Regions from separate parts of the Mus musculus genome. Here region 2 is linked to region 1. The links are chromatin loops, found by intact Hi-C in ENCODE. Cell type or tissue: left cerebral cortex. All regions are shown on one strand. Links, peaks and the distances in the headings refer to the core of each region. The heading gives the core; the rest is flanking DNA.

Region 1 (10,846 bases), core at 888-8,887:
TGAAAGCATCTGGCATGGAGAGGAAGATGGTGGGTGCTCACTCCGAGATCCACTGGAAAAAAATCTAGATGCTTACATGGCTTTAGCAACAGGACATCTAGGATTGGTTAGAGAGACTGAACGGGAATTCTATTAGAAGCAGAACATTGGCGAGTAAGATGAAATAAGAATATGTTGTTATGTGGAGGAGAGAGAGAGGCTCAGGGAAACCTGCTGTGGGAATCTGGCTGGCTGTTGAAATGATGAAAGGTTGAGAGCCAGAATGAAGCATGAACATCCAGCAACCTACAGTGAGAGCCTTACGTGAAACATGAAAGTAAATTCTGAAATACATGTTTCATCCTAATCCTGCTTCAAACATATCTCCTTAGAAATCCACCTCAGCCTCAATTTATATAACTTCAACCTTCTGAAATAACAACAACAACAACAACAATAATAATAATGGTACTTTAAGTGTTTGGTATTTGTTCTGGCATTTGTTTTGTTTTGGTTTTAACTAAACCATGGAATACGGAGGTGGGGAGGAGTGAATGGCTTGTTGTTAATGCTTTGATGACCTTGAGCTCAATGATTACATACAGGAATAGAATTCCCTCTGCTGAGGAGGCCATGATAATGTTAAGCTTTTTGAAATGAGTGGAGTCCTGACACACTCAAAGTTGGAGCTCTGTGCCTCTTCACAGATTTGAGCACTCTGAAGCCTGATGCCCAAGATAACAAGTCTTGGCCTATAACTCACCATTAATACTTGGTTCCTAGCAAGCTGTTCATCATTTTCTCCTTGGATTCCTTTCCTACTCATTTATTCTGGTAAGCCACGAACTTCTTAAAATAAATAGAAGTGGAAAACAGCACAGGTCAGGCACAATAAATAAGGTCTCCACCAGGCATTTAATATCAAAACTTGCCTTTTCTAGAGGATTTGAAAGAAGCTATTGGCAGTCCTAGAAAGCCTCCCTAGTTGAGAAAGCAGAGTCATGGTGGTTTTGTGCAGTCTAAATAAATGCTAAGACTATGTTAAGGTGGGGCAGCAGGAAGAACAGGTCCAGAAGAAGTTATCTCATCCATGGTGATCACAAGTATCTTGTGTATTTGTCTAGCACAAGCGTGTATATGTGACACACTCTGAGAATCAGGTTTTCTTCGCCAGAGGTCAACATACACGTTGGCTCTTTCAAATTCTTCGTCCACAAGCCCATCCATCCTCCCTCTGACTTTGAAAAGCCAAGGTGGTCTAGCCTTAACCTGCCACAGGCAGCGAAGTGCTCAGCACTTGATAAACCTGTCATGTTGTCTTCCACAGAAAAGCAATTTTAGTAGTGAAAAGAAAGAGCCAATAACTCTCCCAAGTGTATCCAATTCTACAGCTTCTTGCTAAGTACTGCATTACTCTACCTTCATCTGGCATTATTCAGTCTAGTATCTCCCTCGGCTTGCTAGTACCTGGTAATATTTATGGAGCACCAACCTGCAATGGATGCTAAGCTGAAGTATTTCTGGCTCTGTATTCATTCATTCTTCACAGTTGATGCATGAGATGGTGAACACCGTTAAAATGAGTGAACTTTCCATGGTGGGAACAGGAAGAAAGGTTGATTTACTATAGCGAAGAGAAGAGATTTGGATCTAAGAGTACCATTGCCTACTGCATCTGTATCGCAACTGTTTAAATGATCCCAAGCTCATGTGCCAATCCCTAGATTCAAGGTGCTTTTTATCTCTAGCCTTGGTCTCATTGCAAGAAAATCCTTCAGGGTCTCTTGTGTTGTTCAGTTTTTAAGAGTACTCTCATGTTTGAGTATTGAGTTTGGGTTTTCTACACTCCATTCACCTTACTCTTAAAAACTCTGGCTGATTCTCAGCCTCCAACACCACTCCTGATAACATAAACAAAACACTGCACATTAGCATCTGAAGGCTCCAGCCCTTCATCTGGCCCTTGCCCCTCCATGGGTTTATTAGGAATCAAACCAGGACTGTCCTGAACAGGTACAACCTACAGCCCCACAAGAAAAGGTCAAAGGTAAAATAGAGCAAATATAAAGAATAATTTATACTTCTGTTCCTCCATTTTTAATAATTGCATTTTAAAGTTAGTGATGGAAACGCTGTTTTCATGTCAAAGCATCCATCATACCCAGTCACGAGTCTCCTTTATTTCCATTACAACATCCTCTGAAACTGTCCTTCTGTGCGCATGTGTACATTGAAGATAAGGGCACAAAGTGACACTTGCCAGGATTTAGTAGGTTCCACACTGGGCTGTTGAAATGGATCGTTGTGTTGTCATGAAAAGCAAACATTTTAGTACAATTTATTAGATTCATTTTTTTATTTTATCTTATGCTATGTGTACTTTGCCTACACGCATGAGCATATCTACTGTCCACAGAGGTCTGAAAAGGGTGTCGGGTTCCCTGTAGCTTTCCACCATATATATAGGTGTTGAGCCCCTATCCTCTACAAGAGCAGCAGTACTCTTGAGCACTCAGCCATCTCTCCAGCCCCATCAGACTTGTTAACTTTTAACAAACCAGTGGGTACAATTATTCACATTTTTCAAAGGCCAATTTGCCAATTTAAATCAATTGAAAATGTCTTTATTTAACTCTTTTCTCTCATGCATAAATCAATAAGGAACTTATTGATGTATACATAATTATGTAGCATGAGTATGTGGGGAAATTGCTAATACATACTGGGCAGCACAGGCAAGCATCACAAAGGGATTGCCTGCATTGACCTAAAGATGCATTTGTAGTCCTCCTACTCTGTGTCAGAGCACTCGCCCTTGCCTAAGGTCCCTTCATGTAACTGTTTTAGAACTTTTGAAACACTTTTTCTTTTTAAAACACACTATCTCAAAATAACAACAAAAATCAATGTCTTCTTTATTTATATATTGTAAATACATTTTAGGAAAAACATGTTCCTAGGACCCTCTGTTTCTACCCACCTCAGCAATTTATAACATCTCAAAGAGCATGAGAATCTTAAGTGGTTTACACAAGCTGAGAAAGGCTAGATTAAAGCAATACTTTGCAACATTAATGTTTGTTCCTTTAAATGTCTGGGATAGTACATTAGCTAAAAGCAAATATTATAAAATGCAAATAAAATAGATCACTAAGAATCAAACTTCATCAGGGTTCTCCAGCCAGCTGTTAATTTTGATCCAACCAGAACTTTCCATCCTTGGGGTGTAGTAGTTAATGAGGGCTGAAGTCTGGCTGTAGTTATGACTACAACCAGAGGATACACTGGAGGGGTCCTGACAGATGAGGACTCTCAGGGATCTTCATGAGAGGGAGAAAAATAACAGGAAACAAATGTAAATACAAACTAAAGAGTCTGCTAAAATCCCTAACGGTAAGAAAGCCTGTCACTGTCCTAAGCTACATTGTCACAGCTATGGCTGGACACTGTGGTGATTTTAGTTGAAATTGAGGGAAACAAAACAAGAAAACACTCTATAGATAAAAAGTTTTAGCACACATAGTATTCTATTGTTAAATTTCACTTTATAAGTCTTGATAGATAGTACATGATCAGGCCCATTTATCTTTTCTTTTTTTTTTTAATTAGTTATTTTCCTCGTTTACATTTTCAATGCTATCCCAAAAGTCCCTCATACCCACCCCCCCAACCCCTTACCCACCCACTCCCCCTTTTTGGCCCTGGGGTTCCCCTGTACTGGGGCATATAAAGTTTGCAAGTCCAATGGGCCTCTCTTTGCAGTGATGGCCGACTAGGCCATCTTTTGATACATATGCAGCTAGAGTCAAGAGCTCCAGGATACTGGTTAGTTCATAATGTTGTTCCACCTATAGGGTTGCAGTTCCCTTTAGCTCCTTGGGTAATTTCTCTAGCTCCTCCATTGGGGGCCGTGTGATCCATCCAATAGCTGACTGTGATCATCCACTTCTGTGTTTGCTAGGCCCCGACATAGTCTCACAAGAGACAGCTATATCTGGGTCCTTTCAGCAAAATCTTGCTAGTGTATGCAATGGTGTCAGCATTTGGAAACTGATTATAGGATGGATCCCTATCTTTTCATGTTGGCTAACGTTCACCACTTAGATATTTTTACGACTTTGAAGATGGAAAATAGTCATGTGGAGGCTGCTGCTGCTCTGAATTCAGCAGAAGTTATTCAATGCCAAGCTTGGACAATGTGTTTCCACCCAGAGCTGGAAACCTCTGTTTACCAGTCCCTATGCAATGCCTGTGCATGGGGAACCAGGAACTTCTCTGCAATAGTTGCCACTGTTTTGCTGACCAACTGACTAAATGAAAAAGCCAGTATCATTTCACTGGGACAAGCTCAACCTGCGGATTGGGCTAGCAGGGACTGATCTTCCTCTTGGAGTAGCCGCCTGGTGTTCATAGGGTTGACATGTTAAAACAGAATAAGCATTCTGTAAGAATCATGCCTGAGAGTATTAAGCAAATCAATGTGAGAGCTGCAAAGCATTATGCGGCCCCTTCCAGGTAGGTGTGGCCAGCCACCAGGCTGCTCTGGGTACCCTAGGCAGCTGCTTCCAGGTCTTCAGAAAACAAAAACAAAACAAAAACAAAAACAAAACAAACAAACAAAAAACTGTGAGCTGAATTCACCTTTCTTTTTTGAGGCTAAAGGACCAGTGAAGCAGGTGAGGTGATCTATTTATACATTTGCATTGTTTGAAATGGTCAGATCTATGTCCCAGAAGTACTGGAAGAGATGGGGGGTCTTCAATGCTAAAATACAGTTCTGCTTACTGAACCTTATGCACAGTGATTCAGTTCACACCTCCCTCCTCATCCTAACCAACGCATGGAAGAAAAGCCTAACTCAAATTAATTGGAGAAATTAATGAATCTTTGGGGCCACGTAAGAAATAGCATGCTTTGATGCAGCCACGAGACCCATTAGCTGCCTAAAGAAGCAGCTGTGTGTGTGAGCTTCCCAGATTATTCCTGCCTCAGAACAGCAAAGCCATTGTTCGTGACCTTTTGCACCAATAGACTATATTGGTATGTCTATGCGCCAGTTTCAGGGGAAAGGTTGCAATGGACTCATAACTTTCAAAAGAAAATGTGACTGAACTCTCCCATGCAGTTAATGATGCACATAAAATATTTACCATTTTGGGTTCCTTTGATTTGCTTTCAAAAACTGTTAGATATATGCCCTGAAAAGAGGGGAATATACAGAAACCCTACAGTAAAACTGTGGAGTCACTTGCTTTTGCATTAGCTGTATACACTTCATGTGGATTATAAACATCTCTCTGTGTCATTATGCATGTTTTAAAAGCAGAGTGTTCTGGAACATCGACTTTAAGAATCTGTATTTTTAAACATGTGGGGTGTTCCAAATTCGTGGGTATAAATAACACTGAGAAACATGCTTATACATAAATCTGTCTGCATGTTTCCTTGAGACACATTTAGAAAAGCCGAAGTGCTCAGTCAAAATATCCTATTTTTAAATCTTTCGAGAAGTATAGTAAAATCCCAGCAGGCACTTTGATTTATATAACAACAGAAAATGAAAAATAAATACCCATGCTTTGGAGTATTTGCTGGCAAGAGCAACATACAATGTGGCCCACTCTTCCCTGGGATAAAATTCTTCACTGTCCAGGCAGTGGCTGATCCTGTGTGACCACCAGGTGTCAGTCTAAAACAGAACAAGCTGAACTACACCTAAGAAGGGAGGTTCTCTAAGGCTTAAAGACCTCCACATCCTGTTTTTTCCCCAGGTTAATAGGGGATTGGGGCCTTATTAAAAATTCAAAATAAAGAAATAGATGATTACAGACAGACAGACAGGCAGGCAAGCAGACAGGCAGGCAGCAAGCAGGTAGGTAGGTTGATTCATAGTTACCCTCTGCAGGTTCTCAAGTTTATAAATGATCATGAGACACAACTAAGGCAACGAAATGAAAACCAAGTCCGCTGAAATGCTGAATGGGCTCTCATGAAAGTCTCTGATAGCTTGAAACTTCATCTTGGCAAGAATATTATAAGGAGGTTCTTATTCTGTGAAGGTCCAACTCTAAAGTTCAGTACATCCTTCAGAACCAACCAAGAATTATAGATGTAAACTAAGACATCCAAGGACATTTTTAGGTGACACTTTTAGGGAAACAGCAAGAGAGAGAGACAGAGACAGAGAGACAGAGACAGAGAGAGACAGAGAGAGAGACAGAGAGAGGGACAGAGAGAGGAACAGAGAGAGACAGAGAGAGAGAGATACACCCGCACGTACTGCATCTTTGCATTCCTGACGCAGTAATAATGATTAAGTCAGCAGAATCTCTGGAGCTGGGGGTGAGGATGGGGAATGCAGCCTTGATGACGAGCATATTGATTGACTCTCAGAGCAGGAATGAGCATGATGAACTCAGTGGAATCAGAATGTAAGAGCCAAGAACATAAGAAAATATCAAAAGATTTCCACACCATGGTTCTACAAGCACTTAAGGAAAGCAGCTGGTGAGAAGATTTCTTTAAATCACTTCTGGATGCCCAGATTTTAGTAACTAAAGTCTACATCTACTTTAGTAACTGAACTGACATCTACTTCAAACTTTTCCCCAATTTCCCTCTTTCTTTTCTTGACTGTGTACTATTTCATTCTCTGACCTTTGCTCTCTACCTCTTTCCTAGACCCGAATCACACAAGATGCTGGGAATTTCATGACAAAATTTGTTTACCAGGATGATTTAACAGAACCTTATAACCTGAATGGCCTAAATCATAAAAGACTATTTTCATATAGCTCCAGAGGATGGAAGTCTAAGGTCAGGTGTTCATAGATTTGGGTTGCCCAGAGACCTCTCTTCCTGGTCTGTAAGTGACCATCTGCCTTCTCTGCCATGCATTCACATGGCCTCTGCCTGTGCAGTTATATCACAAGTGTCCAGCTCCCTCTTCTAAGGACATTAAGTTGAATTAGGGTTCATTCTGACAGACTTGTTTGAATTCCATCATCACTTTAAGAACTCTGTCCCCAAAGTCAGTCATGTTCTGAGGTACTGGGATATAAAGCTTCAACATGTAAATTGTTAGGGAACAGGATTCGTTTGCTCTTTCAGAAGCTGGATAAAGGCTTTGGTAATGAGAGCAGAGAGGACTCAGAGCACTTTGTGGAGGAGAGTGTGTGAGGGGCAGACTGAGGGAAATACAGCAGCTCTGGGAGGAGTGGACATGAATAGAGCACTGGTAAATACACCTACTTTGCCAGCTTACTAAAAAATTATTTACTCGAGAATGAATGTTTTCTGCCTTTAGTTGTAGGAAAGAGTGGAATGCAGGAATACCAGCCTGGTAGGCAAATAAAAATGAACATAAAATAAATATTCAGGGACAAAGTCTTTCACTAGTACAAGGCTGTGACTCAGATGCCACAAATCCATTGTGGTCCCCAAACCAAAAAAATAGAAGACACTGAAAGGCATAAAAGTCAAACTGTCCCTGGGCATGATGGCGCACATCTGCAGTCGCAGCACTTCATCAGAAGCAGAGGCAAGCAGATTTCTAATTCTGAGGCCAGCACTGTCTACATAATGACACCCTTAAACAACAACACCAACATTCTGTTGTGTTCAGTATGAAAGTTGTCCTGCATTGTGTTCGCTGAGGTGCATTTACTCAGTGACATAAGGAGACAGAAATAACTGCACTTTTCCACAGAGGGAAATAAATTAACTCTCGAGAGTCTTCCTAGCCTCCTTTAATCTATTCTTGTTCTGTTAGGGGAAAAAAAAGATAACTGATCAAATATGCATATTTGTTCAGGAAAAATGCTAACAAGGTAATGAAAGAGAGAAAGAGTGGGTCTTTACTCCGAAAAGCTACCTGTCATTGCTCTTATGTTTATCAGCATTTGCTAAGATTTATTTTTATTTTTAAAATATATTTGAATTTTTTTATGATATATTTTGGCCACATTTCCCCTCTCACGATGTCTCACAGTTCCTATTTATCTCCCTATTCACACAAATTCATATCTCCCTCTCCCTCTCCCTCTCCCTCTCCCTCTCCCTCTCCCTCTCCCTCTCCTTCTCCCTCTTCCTCTTCCTCTTCCTCTCTTATACAGACACACCACCACAACAACAAAACAAACAAACACAACAAAAAGCTTATAGAACAAACACACAAAAACAAAACCCCGTGCAGTTCACTTTGGATTGGACAACTACTGCTGGGCCCAGAGCCTGACCTAGAGTGAGGTTGATACACCCAGTGACACTCCATTGGAGAAAAGTGATTTTCCCTTTGCCATCAGGAATTAACTGTAAATAGCTTCTTGGTTATGGGTCAGAGTCTGTGTCTACTCCTCCTGTCAGTGCCTGGACCCCATCTGGCTTGTGCGTGCTGCCACAGTCTTTGTGAGTTCATATGTATTCACAGAAGCTTCACCCCTACTGACTAATATCCATTATGGTGTTGTAAGCTTCTCTGCATGCTACTAGAGGAGGAAGATAAGCATTAATATTACCCAGCTACAAATCTCATGTCCTCTAACAGTGATCAGCCTGCCTGCAAGATATATTGATGCAAACACGGCACAAATCTTATAGATGTAACCAACTGCTTTCTGGTTGAATTTAATACCCACTCCACGAAATGGAAGTCTGTCAGATTCTGCTAAAGAGACCAAGAACCTGAAATGAGATAGGTCGTGGGCCTAGGGAAAATAATAGCTAATTATTGATCACTTCCATAATACCATTCAGCATTTGAAATGTTGTTCAAATGCATTGTGCCTCTTGAGGCTCATAATGATTGAGGCAATTGAATTCTCTGGTTAACACATACATTAGAACAAATTAAGAGCTTGGATGTATTAGAATATAATTGGGAGTCAAAATCTTTAATGCACTTGCTCCAAATGACACTGATAAATGGAGATACCAACAGCTGAAACACGTGTTTTACATTAAAACCCATTTTTCTTTTTACTCCACTACCATTTATACATTTCTGCAATGTCTTGCCAGTCTTTGTAGGTACTGTGAACACAAAGATGCACACACCTTCATTTTTGCCTTTACAATTCATCTAGTGAACAGTGATGATATGAGAAAAGCCACAGAAGTTTAGAATTATAGTGGTAAGTTGTGAAGATGCAGATCAAAGATGTGCACAGGCATTGTTTAATGATATGAAGATTTACTTTACCTGATTCCAAATAGGAATGTTTATGATTTTCCCCTGAAGCTCTTCAGGACTGGATAACATACGAGAGAGGACACCAAGTGTTGGTTGCACCATCCAAGGCTGGGAGTGAACAAAACAAGTGCAACAATAGGATCACTGAGGGTTGGTTAGAGTGGCTGAACCAGGTATGAAAAGCATATAGGTAAATTTGATATATTATATATAATATAATGCAGTTATGTGTAATATATGTATAGAGAGAATGTATATGTGTGTATAATGTATAACATATATACATTCTGGTTCATATCTCCATCTGCACTAATGATCATCTCATCACCACCCACCTCCACTTCACAGCTCATTCTGCCTCCCAGGAGACCTGCTCTAACCCAGAGCACACAGCACCATCTGTGGAAATAAAAGCAATAAAGAAAGCACAAATGGAGGCAACCCTGGAGATGGAAAAACTAGGAAAGAGAACAGGATATACCGACACAAGCATCGCCAACATAATACAAGAAAAAGATGGAAGAGAGAATCTCAGGCATGGAGGACACTATAAAAGAAATTGATTAACTGGCCAAAAAAAAAAAAAAAAACCATCAAATGTAAAAAGTTTCTAACTCAAAATATCCAGAAAAAATTGGGACACAATGAAAATACCAAACATAGGAATACTAGGAATAGAAGAGGGTGAAGATTTCCAGTTCAAAGGGTCAGAAATATCATCAACAAAATCAGAATAAAACTTCCCTAACCTAAAAAGGGGATGGCTATAAACATACAAGAAACCTATAGAAAGCCAAATAGATTGGGTCAGAAAACAAAATCCTCCTACCACATAATGATCAAAACACTAAATGTACAGAAGAGAAAAAGAATATTAAAAGCTGCAAGGAAAGGGGGCTGAGTAACATACAAAAGCAGACCTATCAGAATTATACCTGACTTCTCAACAGAGACTCTAAGCACCAAAAGATTCTCGAAATATGTTTTGCAGATACCAAGAGACCACAGATGCCAGCCCAGACTACTATATCCAGCAAAACTCTCAATCACTATAGGTGGAAAAACCAAGATATTCGATGGCAAAACCAAATTTAAACAGCATCTTTGTACTAACCCAGCCCTACACAGGATGAGAAGAAAAACTCCAACACTATACCCAAGAAAAGGCAAGAATTAAGCATCTCACAACAAATCCAAATGAGGAGAATCACACATATTTCCAACATGGTATCACCTCCAATAACAAAATAACAGTAACTAACAATAATTGCCGCAGACCCTCTGGATCCCTTTGTCTGCGTGGAATGGGTCTCTGGGGCAGGTGGGCAAAAGCGTCGGATGAAATGACAGACAGATGCACACAGGAGAGGTTGTGTATAATCTGAATGTAATTTGTCAAATCGAGCATCAAACTTTTTATACAGAAGAAAATAAGGAAGTTGGGTGACACACCCGCAAGGTACAAAGAGGTTACTGGATTCTTACACAAAACAGAGGAATACAAACACAGAAGGTCTAACAGGAACCACCTGGGATAGAATTCATTGTTAACAACTGGGATCAAAAAGAGCTCCACCTAAAGTTCACTTAATCTTAGAAGCCAGGGTCAAGGGCTTCATGCCCTTGCCATAGTTCCTATTTTAGTCTATTGTATAGTCCACCTTCCCCCTAGGCCAT
Region 2 (10,846 bases), core at 1,228-9,227, 530 kb after region 1:
TATGGACATCTGCTGAAAAAGAGGCCACCTTCTTTCCAGCTTATGGGGCACATGTAGTCACAGAGCAAATTTGTTGACATCTCTTGTTTTGTTCTCTTGAGGCTTTGAAAATAGCTAAATAGGTTATAACGAGATTCGAGATTTCAATTATTTATATCTAAAACTATCCTTTGAGGGCTGAACACAGTGGTGTGTGCCTCTGATCCTGACACTCAGAGGCAGAAGCCGGAAAGATATCTGCGAGTTCAAGGCCAGCCTAGTCTATGTAGCAAGTTTCAGAATGGAAAGCCAGGGTTACATAGTGAGACAATGTCCCCAGACAAACAAATAAAAATTTCGTCTGAAAGGTGAGATTTGGTCTCTGAGCTTGGCAGCACAGGTTCTAGGTCATCACTCATTTCTGCTTGTCCTCTGGGACTGACTGCCCAGCAGGAAGGCTCACATGTGTCCCTGTGCCCTTCGCCGTCCAAGAGCACCTGCTCCTTTCCTGCCTCACATCTGCTCTCTGCAGTTCTGCTTCGAGTAACAGCAATTAAATGCTACTGTAATATCACACTTACAAGTCTTTCTGGAGGCACTTTATTGTAAAATAGGTTGTTTTTCTCTGACATCTTTGGATTGTCAAAGCAGTCTGTGCCTCACCTGCAGTGTATGTTCCATGCCTGACTGGCAGATCTGTCTGTATCTAATCTCTTTCCAATCCTCAGAGACAGGCGCTATGGTTTTGTCATCACAGCGCTCAATTCAGCATGTAATATGGGATGTGCACACGGTTGACCCGACGTACAGCATCCTGAAGGGGGGACGGGGAGTTTAGCACATTTTCTGGGCTCTAAATTCTTTATCTTTCAAGTGATGAATTTTACAAAAATAGCCAATCGTTCTTGGTGTCCACAAAATGAATTGAGTTACAGTTATTATGAGTCAGTTAACCACGGCATTGGTATTTCTTTGTGGCTGGAGTCTGAATGGGCATGGGAAATCTAAGATTCCAGGTGCTCTGTAAGGAAGAATGGCGTGGGTAGACCCAGGCTTGCTGCTATAAAAATCACTACAGCTCTCTACAAAACAGCTCTTGACTGCCCAGATAAACCACAGAGCACAGGTAATTATAAAAAGATCTTCTCATCATTACCTCTTTTTTTAAAAAATCGAGCTAGTTTGGGGGTATGATACAAATTTCACGTCTAGACTATAATAAGCCCATTTAAGACTGACATCCAAACTTCAAACAATATTTTGGCTTGTATTATATAATACTATAATTTTAAATATAAATTATTATTTAAAACACTCTAAGGCTGGAATTAAATTCTCGCTGAGTACCACAAAAACACCGAGAAGAACAGCCAGTGTCTGCCTAGTCATTCAGAGATACACCAAGTCTTCAAGGATAACACTGCCATCCAGGGAGTGTTCCAGGTGCTGAAGACATCAGCAATGACCAACAGAATCAATAATCCCTCGTCTTCACAGAGTTCCTAGTCTTATAGTTATTATGTACTTTAGTCCTACCCTTACCTTGATACACACAGATCTTATATAAAAGATAAACAGATAAACCTAAGAAGTGAAGCTTGTGCTGCTAAAAATCCTTCTATAACATTCACAACCTTAACAATTAACAATAACAATTGCTAACTTAATAAATGTGTACTATGCAAAGGGTATCTCCCAGAACCGTTAATATCTTATCTTGGATAATTTCATAAGCCCATTGGATAGACCATACTATTCTTACATCTTTCAAATAAGGGAAAAAAAAACCCTCAGGGGTGAGGTGATCTGTCCTTAGTCACAGTATTAGAAGCAGGGACCCTGCCTCTGGAATATCATGCTGCCCTGCCTCTCCAGATGTTTGTTTGATTGTTTGTTTTTGTTTTTGTTTTTTGAGACAGGGTTTCTCTGTGTAGCCCTGGCTGTCCTGGAACTCACTCTATAGACCAGGCTGGCCTTGAACTAAGAAATCTGCCTGCCTCTGCCTCCCAAGTGCTGGGATTAAAGGCGTGAGCCACCACTGCCTGGCAGATGTTTTTTAGTCAACATTCAAATGTGTGACCTACTTTGGTCTTATTAAGTTTTCAGGATGCTTAGCTTTGATGTACAGTGCCCTTGCTGGTGTGTCAGTGTGTGACGTGTGGGAAATACATGTTAATCTTCACACTGTCCTTCATAGGTAAGAACATAGAAACTTATGCTGTTATAGAAATGAAGCTTTCTCTCCATCAGTTTAATTCTTCCACAGGCCCTGGGGGTAGGGCCAGTCTGTAAGATGGTCTGCTGGGCATTTCAGGAATGCTAAGGGCATGGTTCATAAGTTCAATGCTGGTGGGCCAAGACTGCTATGGAAGTTTTCCAAGTTCCAATCCAGCGTCCAGGCAGGGACGATCTCCCTAAGGAGGTCTGACTTGGGCACTACATGAGAGATCCAGGACAAGAGGAACTCTAGGCACCGGGAGCCAAAATTTAAGCCCAGGAATATTAAGGACTTTTGCCAAAGCAGCGTTTTGGGGTAGAGGGGACAGCACTGTTTAACTGTTTGAATGGGTACAAAGCTTGCAGCCCTCTTTAACAAAAGAAGAACCTGAGATGTTTGCAGCCCTCTTTAACAAAAGAACCTGAGATGTTTACAGCCCTCTTTAACAAAAGAAGAACCTGAGATGTTATTAGCAGATTGCCCAAGTTTTCACTCTGAAATGTGGCATTAGGTAAACTTAGAGAGGTAGTAAATCAAGATGGAATTTTCAAGGCAGTTTGAGGAGAAAACAAAGATAATGACTTCAGGAAGTGAGCAGAATGAGGTTAAAGAAGAGATAGGTAGGCGGGGTCAGCTGAGCGAGGGGAAGGAAGAAGCCGTTTAGCATCAATTCACATAGATAGTCTTGACCTTGTCCCATGAGACAGACTGCCAAACCAAGTCCTAGGGCTCCCACACTTTATTTTTACTTTATATGTAGGGGTGTTTTGCCTGCACACCACCTGCATGCCTGGAAGAAGAGTGTGTTAGATCCCCTGGAACCAGATTGGTAGTTGTAAGACACCATGTGTGTACTGGGAATCACACCTGAGTCCTCTGGCTGAGGAGCCAGTGCTCCAGCTCCAGTTCTTACATTCGAGGACACTTGCAGTAGTAACTTGGAAGTAGTAACCCACTGTAATCATCATGTGATTAGCTTGCTGGGGAAATATCAAAACATGTTTATATGGTCTCATCGACTGTCCTGGGTGGGTGATAGAGGGAAGCTGCTTGTGGATTCCCAGAAGAGAGCACGAAGCTAAACACCTCAGCCTGGTAGAAAAGTCTTCTGCATGCTCTAGCACCAACCACTATGGGATTGAGAGGTCAGCTTCAGGGCATCAAGAAACAAGATGAGCCTATGCAGCAGGTGGTGGTCAGGATGTTTATAAAGCGGGATAGTTCACTGGATGGCAGAGCTCAAGGCCTTGCTGAGCCTGACCTAATAGCCAGCTATCAGGATGAGACTTCCCAGCAAGGCTAACTTCTCTCCTAGTGGCTAGATTCTGAGTATATAAAGTTTTCATGTTACAAAAGTTAGGAATTTATCAGAAAGAATCAACACTGTGGGATTTAGTCATCTTCTATAATTTGATGTTTCTCGACCTAATTTCAGTCATATCGTTTCAATATTCAGTAGTCTGGATAGGTGTGGGGAAAATTACCAACCTTATAAAATGATTATCTTATAAGTATGACATTGTATACAACTACATACAGGCCTAACCACACCCATCCTTTTACCTTCTCTTACCATCTCCCACTATCAACTACCAACCCCTCCCAGGTGCTCCCACAAATCTCCATCCCACTTTCAAGTCTCGTTTTGGTTTTGCTTTGTGCTTGTTCTGTCGGATTTAACCAAGGCCAACCAAGTAGACGTGGGTGTGAAGGTCTCCACTAGAGCATAGGTTGGTGGCTCCATCACTGAAGACAGTGACTTCCTCTCCAGCAGTCACTGACCAGGGGAATCAGAGAGTGCTGGGTTCCGTGAGAGATCCTGCCTCAATAAATAAAGTAGAGATCAAGTTATAGAGATGCCCAACATCAATCTCTGGCCTCCACACATGTGTATACATAATCATGCACACACAGGCACACATGTATGTGAACATGCATATACATACTATCTTGGGGGGGGGAAAGAGGGGGGAAGAAGGCTGCTTACCATACTATTACATGGAGGCTGACCTCTCCATCAAAATTCAACTGGCCAAAAAGTCACACATCAGCCACTGTCCTACACCTCCTACTAACATCTCCCACTGTGTCTTCACAGTAATTCTCAAGTGAGAATTTAATTCCTCAGTGACTAGCTGGTGACTGTGTTGAGTGTCTAGCAATAGCCCAATCAGCCACAGCCAGGTGTTCAAAGCTGACATATCTAAGAGTTGTTGGTTTAAAAATGAACTAAGGGGCTGGTGAGATGGCTCAGCGGGTAAGAGCACTGACTGCTCTTCAGAAGGTCCTAAGTTCAAATCCCAGCAACCACATGGTGGCTCACAACCATCCGTAGTGACATATGACACCCTCTTCTGGTGTCTAAAGACAGCTACAATGTACTTACATATAATAAACAAATTCTTTAAAAAAAAAAAAAAAAGGAACTAAGGTCTCTGGCAGCTAGATAATTATATCCAGTGTGGCCAAGAAATTCAAATCAACTGTCCTGGGAGAGGGAGAGGGGTTTTTGATTGGTTGGTTGCTTGCTTTGGTTTGGTTTGGGTTGGGTTTGGGTTTTGGTTTTCAAGTCACCAGAACGCTCAGCTTCCTGGAGGATGTTCATGTTTCCAGCATTCACATCTGTTCAGTCTTCTCTTGTCTAGACTGATATGTTCTAGGCCACAGAACTCTGCACAGCAGAACTTACTTTTGCAAGACCAACTCAATGGCTGATTCAGGCACGGGAACAACTAACCCTTGGCTACATCCAAATTTCTTCTCAAAACCAAGATGTGTGCACTGGTCTTTGGCACTATTTTCTTTATTTTTTATTTTCTCCATAGTAAATAAATTTTGTGTTATTTCAGTGAGTCTGTCTTAGTCAGGGTTTCTATTCCTGTACAAGCAGCATGACCAAGAAGCAAGTTGGGGAGGAAAGGGTTTATTCAGCTTACACTTCCATGTTGCTGTTCATCACCAAAAGAAGTCAGGACTGGGAACTCAAGTAGGTCAGGAAGTAGGAGCTGATGCAGAGGCCATGGAGGGATGTTACTTTCTGGCTTGCTTAGCCCAGAGATGATACCACCCACAATGGGCCCTCCCACCTTGATCACTAATTGAGAAAATGACCCACAGCTGGATCTCAAGGAGGCATTTCCTCACCTGAAGCTCCTTTCTCTGTGATAACTCCAAGTTGACACAAAACCAGCCAGTACAGAGTCTTAAATGATATACAAAACAACAACAACAACAACAACACCCCCCCCCCAAGAAACAAAAAAACCTTAAGTCCTAAAGGTACAGCTTCACCACATTTTATACTGGTACACATATGTGTATGTATATTACCTAATATCCAAATCTACTTAATGAGTACTGAGATCAAAGTGTAGAACATTGCTACAGAGTTCTTGGTTAATTCCTCCATAAAATCACATTTGTGCTGATCCTCATTCTGACTTCTTACCTTAGCTCCACTTTGCTTATTCATGAACACTGTACACCTTTTTGTGTTTAATTTCCATTGTTTATTGTAGCTTGGATTCATCTGGGTGTCTAGGGCCTGGCTGGTTTTGCTTTTCATTCTGGGGACTGTTTCATTGTATGAAGTATATGGTTTATTTAGCTATCCTCCTATTGATGGGGGCATTTGGATTGTTTAGGTTACTGTAACCTATTTAGTCTTCTAGTGTCTTTGATAAATATGTATTTATTTCTTTTGGACCAGTTCCCCAGATAAATATGTGGATCGTTAGCTGTGTCCATGCATCATCTCCTTGAGTCACTGCAGTTCAGTCATGCTTTAAAATGTCTCTGTTTGATTCTTATCTCTCTCCAAGCCTCACCCGGAGGGATCTAACTGTCTTTTGTTTCTGCTGCTAGGCCCATTTCCTGACCTACATTTTCATTTCCACAGGACAAGATGTAGTCACCCCTCCTGGCGGCTCACAAAATAACGCAAAGCCTACAGACTGCCAGATCTTCACACTCACTCCTCCGCCCACCACAAGGAATCTGGTAACAAGGGCCCAGCCCATCCCAAGGACACCCACGTTTTCTTTTCCACCAAGGGGGCCGGGCTTCTCCCCGAGGTTCCCTTTCTTCCTTCCAAACAACCGCCGCTTCCAGTTCTGGCCATTCTACAGGCCGCGAGGTAGACTGATCCCTTGGCGACTCATCCTTAGAAGACAGCAGCAGAGCGGAAGCTCATCTGAGGAGAGCAGGGAGAACTGAGAAGCGCAGACTTGTTGAAGCAAAAGAATCGGCGCCTCTGGAAAGGGTGATGAAACTGTTTCGCTCTCCAATCTAAAATCCCTGCGTTGGAAGATTAAGTACCCTCAATGACAGTGACGAGATTTTTTTTCTCTTTCTTTCTTTTTTTTAATCAACAACAAGGAGTTTGGATTACACATTTTTGCTTACAAAATCTGGCCGTAACGGCACCAGTCTTATTCCACAGGATATTAGTGCAAATAAAGTCTTTTAGTGGGCGGTTCTAATAATTTTTTATCCGTACTTGGACACCAGCAGTATTAATTAACCTCCACTTCCAAATTAGAGTGAAGGACATTTTAATGAGACCGTTATGAGCCAAATGCATCCATTAATAACACTCTTTTCGTACTCAACGGGAATCTTAGAGAGCAGATGGATCTACAAAGAGCTTTAAAAGAAACTATAAAGATTAAAGCAAAAAGCCATCTAGAGAAAATGGTTCTAGGTAATGCTCTAATTTTACGGGGAACTGCCCAACTCAAAATATTTTACCTGTCATATCCTAACTTACTTTTAATATTACTATTTGCTCATATTAATTAGACAACTGTGTCATTGTTTCTCCTGTGATTGTCACATAGACACATACTTCTCTTCAAACTTTCAACATGGCTCCAATCAAAAACTGGGCTTTAAAATTACCTGGACATTAGTTGACTGCATCTCAAGATGAGGGCCTTGTGCTCTCAGGGGAGTAAGAGACAAGGCCTTGTCCATGTGGCCTCTCTAACAAACCCTGCCTCTCGCTTGTGCCACTCACTTTGCAATGATGTGGGAGTTCTGTGCATGAGGCCAGTGACTCCTACTTGTTCTCAAGAATTATGTGCAAATGCTGCTGCTGTCGTTGCTGTGACATAGGAAGAAAGAAAACTCAGAAAAACACAAATGCGTGAGAACTCTGGGAATGGACATCCAGGAAAAGAAGACAGATGGTCATGCTGGCATGCTTCTTTCCCATGTCAAATGGAAAAGGAAAAAACTTAAGCCATGGTAGCCAGTAGTGTAAGAAGGGATACTTCCTTCAAATTTAGAGGCTTAAGTTAAAGCCTATTTTAATCCTGAAAATATATTTTGAAATGAACTTCACACATTCTGTGTTTGTTTGGTGGGGAGGAAAAACAAACCAGAAAAAGACAAACACGAAGAAAGATTTGGATTTTAATCTCATGTCTCTCCCTGGCTCTTCACAGCACACCTATGTGCTTGGCAGTCTCGAAGAACCTCGCTGTCTCAAAACAACCCTAAGTTTGATTGGGGCATTTCCCTTCCAAATATTAGAACTTTTGCTATTAAAAAAAAAATTAACCAGCCTGGTCTACAGAGTGAGTTCCAGGACAGCCAGGGCTATACAGAGAAACCCTGACTCGAAAAAACAAAAAACAAAAAAAAATTAAGGGCTGGAGAGATGGCTCAGCGGTTGAGAGCACTGACTGCTCTTCCAGAGGTTCTGAATTCAAATCCCAGCAACCACATGGTGGTTCACAACCATCTGTAATGGAATCTGATGCACTCTTCTGTTGTGTGTCTGAAGATAGGAACAGTGTATTCATCATATGTATAAAATAAAGAAATAAAATCTTTTTTTAAAAAAATTAATAGTTCTGGGCATAGAAGGTAGTGGAGAGAACCGGCTACCAGTGATCTTCTGACCTCCACACTGACACCGAGACACCTGTGCCTCCCCTCTCCAAGGACACCTCTCACACACAATAATAAATGTAAATACAAGTTTACAATTAAAGTCTAACCCCTTACAAGACCCTGTTAGGTAGTGTGTAAACCTCAGATTACATAGTAACAATGGATGGCAGGTTTGGTGTATCAATCACTGTGTTTGTTGCTGAAAGCTGGCTAATTCTTCCAGGTTTGACAGAATCTTCTTTAGGTAAAGTGAGATAACACTGTCCCGCTCCCTGTAATGGGTAAAGATGCCTCTATGCTAGGCAGCACACACTTGCACTCAAAACTTTGAGCTCTTATGACTTAAACACATTTCTACCATTCTTCTGGCTTCATGAATTTTGCTTCTAAAATATGGTGACTCCAGACAAGTATGTTGCGTTGGAGTGTCTCCAGCCACCAATGCCTTCCAGGGATCTAGCTTCTCCAGGGCATTAAGATGCGCATTCTTTTTAACATGAAGCTGGTTTGGGAGCAAAGGGGTCTTTCAGGAGGATATGATCATTCTTTCATGTATTTTTGGCTTTGAGGTGTGAATAACCAGGTAAGTCTACAGTTCTAATTATGTCCCATACAGATAAGCTCAATTTACTCCTACAATAAACTCAGAGGGTTTGAGGATGTGCTCAAAATTAGCATCTTCAAAAATGCTGACCCCATGAAAGGAGAAGGTTAAAGCAAATGAACGAACATGTCGTGCCAGATAATGTAGTGTGGGATCCTGAGATGGGAAGGCTGGCAGTGAGGGCTGGGGGTTGGAGGGTGGCCATAAATGATCTGGCAAACTTAGAATATGAACAATATATTTAGTAATGCTGTCATACCAGTTAAGTTTCTGAATTTGCAATTCTGGAAGAGAATATCATGTTCTCAGAGAAGAGATTCTGGGGCATTTGATGGAGAATGAGAGCCTAATTTCAAGAATTCAATCTCAGATCATTCAAGGGGAAAAAAAAATGAACTTGATAGATGCACAATAGGTAGGTAGGTAGGTGGTTAAGCGGGTAGATAATGTTTTTACAATCGATACGCCTGAAAGTAAAGGCCATATGAAATTCTTGCTGTTCTATATTGTGACATCATTTCAAAATGATAATTTAGAAGCATTCTTTTTGTTTTGGTTTGGTTTTTGTTTTTGTTTTTTTTTTTTTTATTTTTGCTTTTCGAGACAAGGTTTCTCTGTGTGTAGCAGCTTTGGCTGTCCTGGAACTCACTCTTAGATCAGGCTGGTCTCCAACTCACAGAAATCTAATGCCAGTTAAATCTTTTTCATGTGTTTGTTTGTTTTAAGATTTATTTATTTCATGTATGTGCGTACACTGTGGCAGTCTTCAGACACACCAGAAGAGGGCATCGGATTCCATTACAGATGGTTGTGAGCCACCATGTGGTTTCTGGGAATTGAACTCAGGACCTCTGGAAGAGCAGTCAGTGCTCTTAACGGCTGGGCCTAGAAGCATTCTTAAAGACAACACAGAGAGGCTGGGTCGATGGCTCAGCAGTTAAGCATACATAGCAGTGACCTGAATTTGCTTCCTAGCACCCTCGTCAGGCTGCTCACAACCACCTGTAACTTCACTTCCAGGGTATCTGATGTCCTTTTCCAGACCTCAAAGGCTCCAGCATTCGAGTGTGCACACACACACACAAGAACACATATATACACATAATTAAAAAATTTAAAAATCTTTTTAAAAACACACACATAGAAGTTACTCTTATATTTATCCTTGCCTTAAAGAGAAGTGAAAAAATAAAACCTCACCCCCACAGACCTCACTGCCAGCCTCTTAATGATTCTCACATTAGCTGTAAGGGTTCTGAGCATCTAGACCAATGGTTCTCAACCTTCCTAACACTGCAACCCTTCAGCGTAGCCCTTGTGTTGTGGTGACCCCCCAACCATAATTGTTTCTAAGTAATTTTGCTACTGTTGTGAATCATAATATAAATATCTGAAATGCAGAATATCTAATATGTGACCCACATATCAGATATTTGACCCTAAAGAGGTCAGCTCAGGACCTTTGGAAAATTCCACCAGGCCCCAGAACATGAAGGCCCCTTCCCTCCTGGAAGAGAGAGGTCATGGAGCACATAGGCACCCCTCCCCTCTGGAAGGGAGGGGCTGATTACATTCCTCAGAAAAACTGCAGGACAGACTGACTGTTGGCTGCCTGCAGATATGGGAAGCCCCTACTACCTCATTCCCTTAACACCAACCAGTTTAGAGGGTACACTGTTCCACCAATCATGTTGTGCCTAGTTGCTGATGCTCTATTCTGCCCCTAAAAACTGTATAAAAACTCGCAGAATAGGCAGCCGGAGGTCCTTGCCTTTCCTTCAGGTGCAGGACAGCCCCAGCGCACTGGAACAATAAATTCCTCTTGCTTTTGCATCGATCCCTGGCTCCCCGTGGTTCACATAGGGAGTCCTCAGTAGTTAAAGCTCCTCAGAGTCTTACAACCCCCAAGTGGGTCATGACCCACAGGTTGAGAACACATAGTCTAGATTGCCTGAAGTGAGACATGGTGAGCATTTATGTCAGAGAAGCTACTTTTTAATTGGGGGAAGGGGAGGTTTGCCTGGAATGGAAGCACAGTTCTCAAAGGGAAAAGTAGGGAGTGAGAGATCATATTCACCCATAACCACCAATAGCAGCTAGGCCCCTGGGTTGCATTTGAGCTTCCACTGTTGGTGATGAATACTAGA

Evidence for each region. A loop is a pair of places that touch in the nucleus more often than their neighbours do. Peaks named below come from ENCODE experiments on the same cell type or tissue, not always from the same donor. Only the 100,000 strongest peaks of a DNase experiment are listed, where the experiment ranks them.
Region 2: it touches region 1 in a loop (2.3-fold over the local background); 15 of 42 quality-filtered maps call a loop at or near these places.

The regions. Positions count from the first base shown.
Region 1 is chr5:91,459,656-91,470,501 of GRCm38, forward strand. No RefSeq gene overlaps it. Among named protein-coding and RNA genes, the nearest start is that of Gm42110, 15 kb to the left of the region's middle. In left cerebral cortex, for the core only: a CTCF peak has its summit at 5,653 (motif pointing right); DNase peaks (open chromatin) are centred at 4,195, 4,987 and 5,553.
Region 2 is chr5:91,988,550-91,999,395 of GRCm38, forward strand. It overlaps Odaph (odontogenesis associated phosphoprotein), which reads left to right. Exons shown (of 2, transcript NM_001177577.1): 2 at 6,096-6,768. The coding sequence ends at 6,412. Among named protein-coding and RNA genes, the nearest start is that of Odaph, 6.5 kb to the left of the region's middle. In left cerebral cortex, for the core only: a CTCF peak has its summit at 6,122; DNase peaks (open chromatin) are centred at 6,170, 7,315, 8,533 and 8,892; H3K4me3 peaks cover 472 bases; H3K27ac peaks cover 469 bases.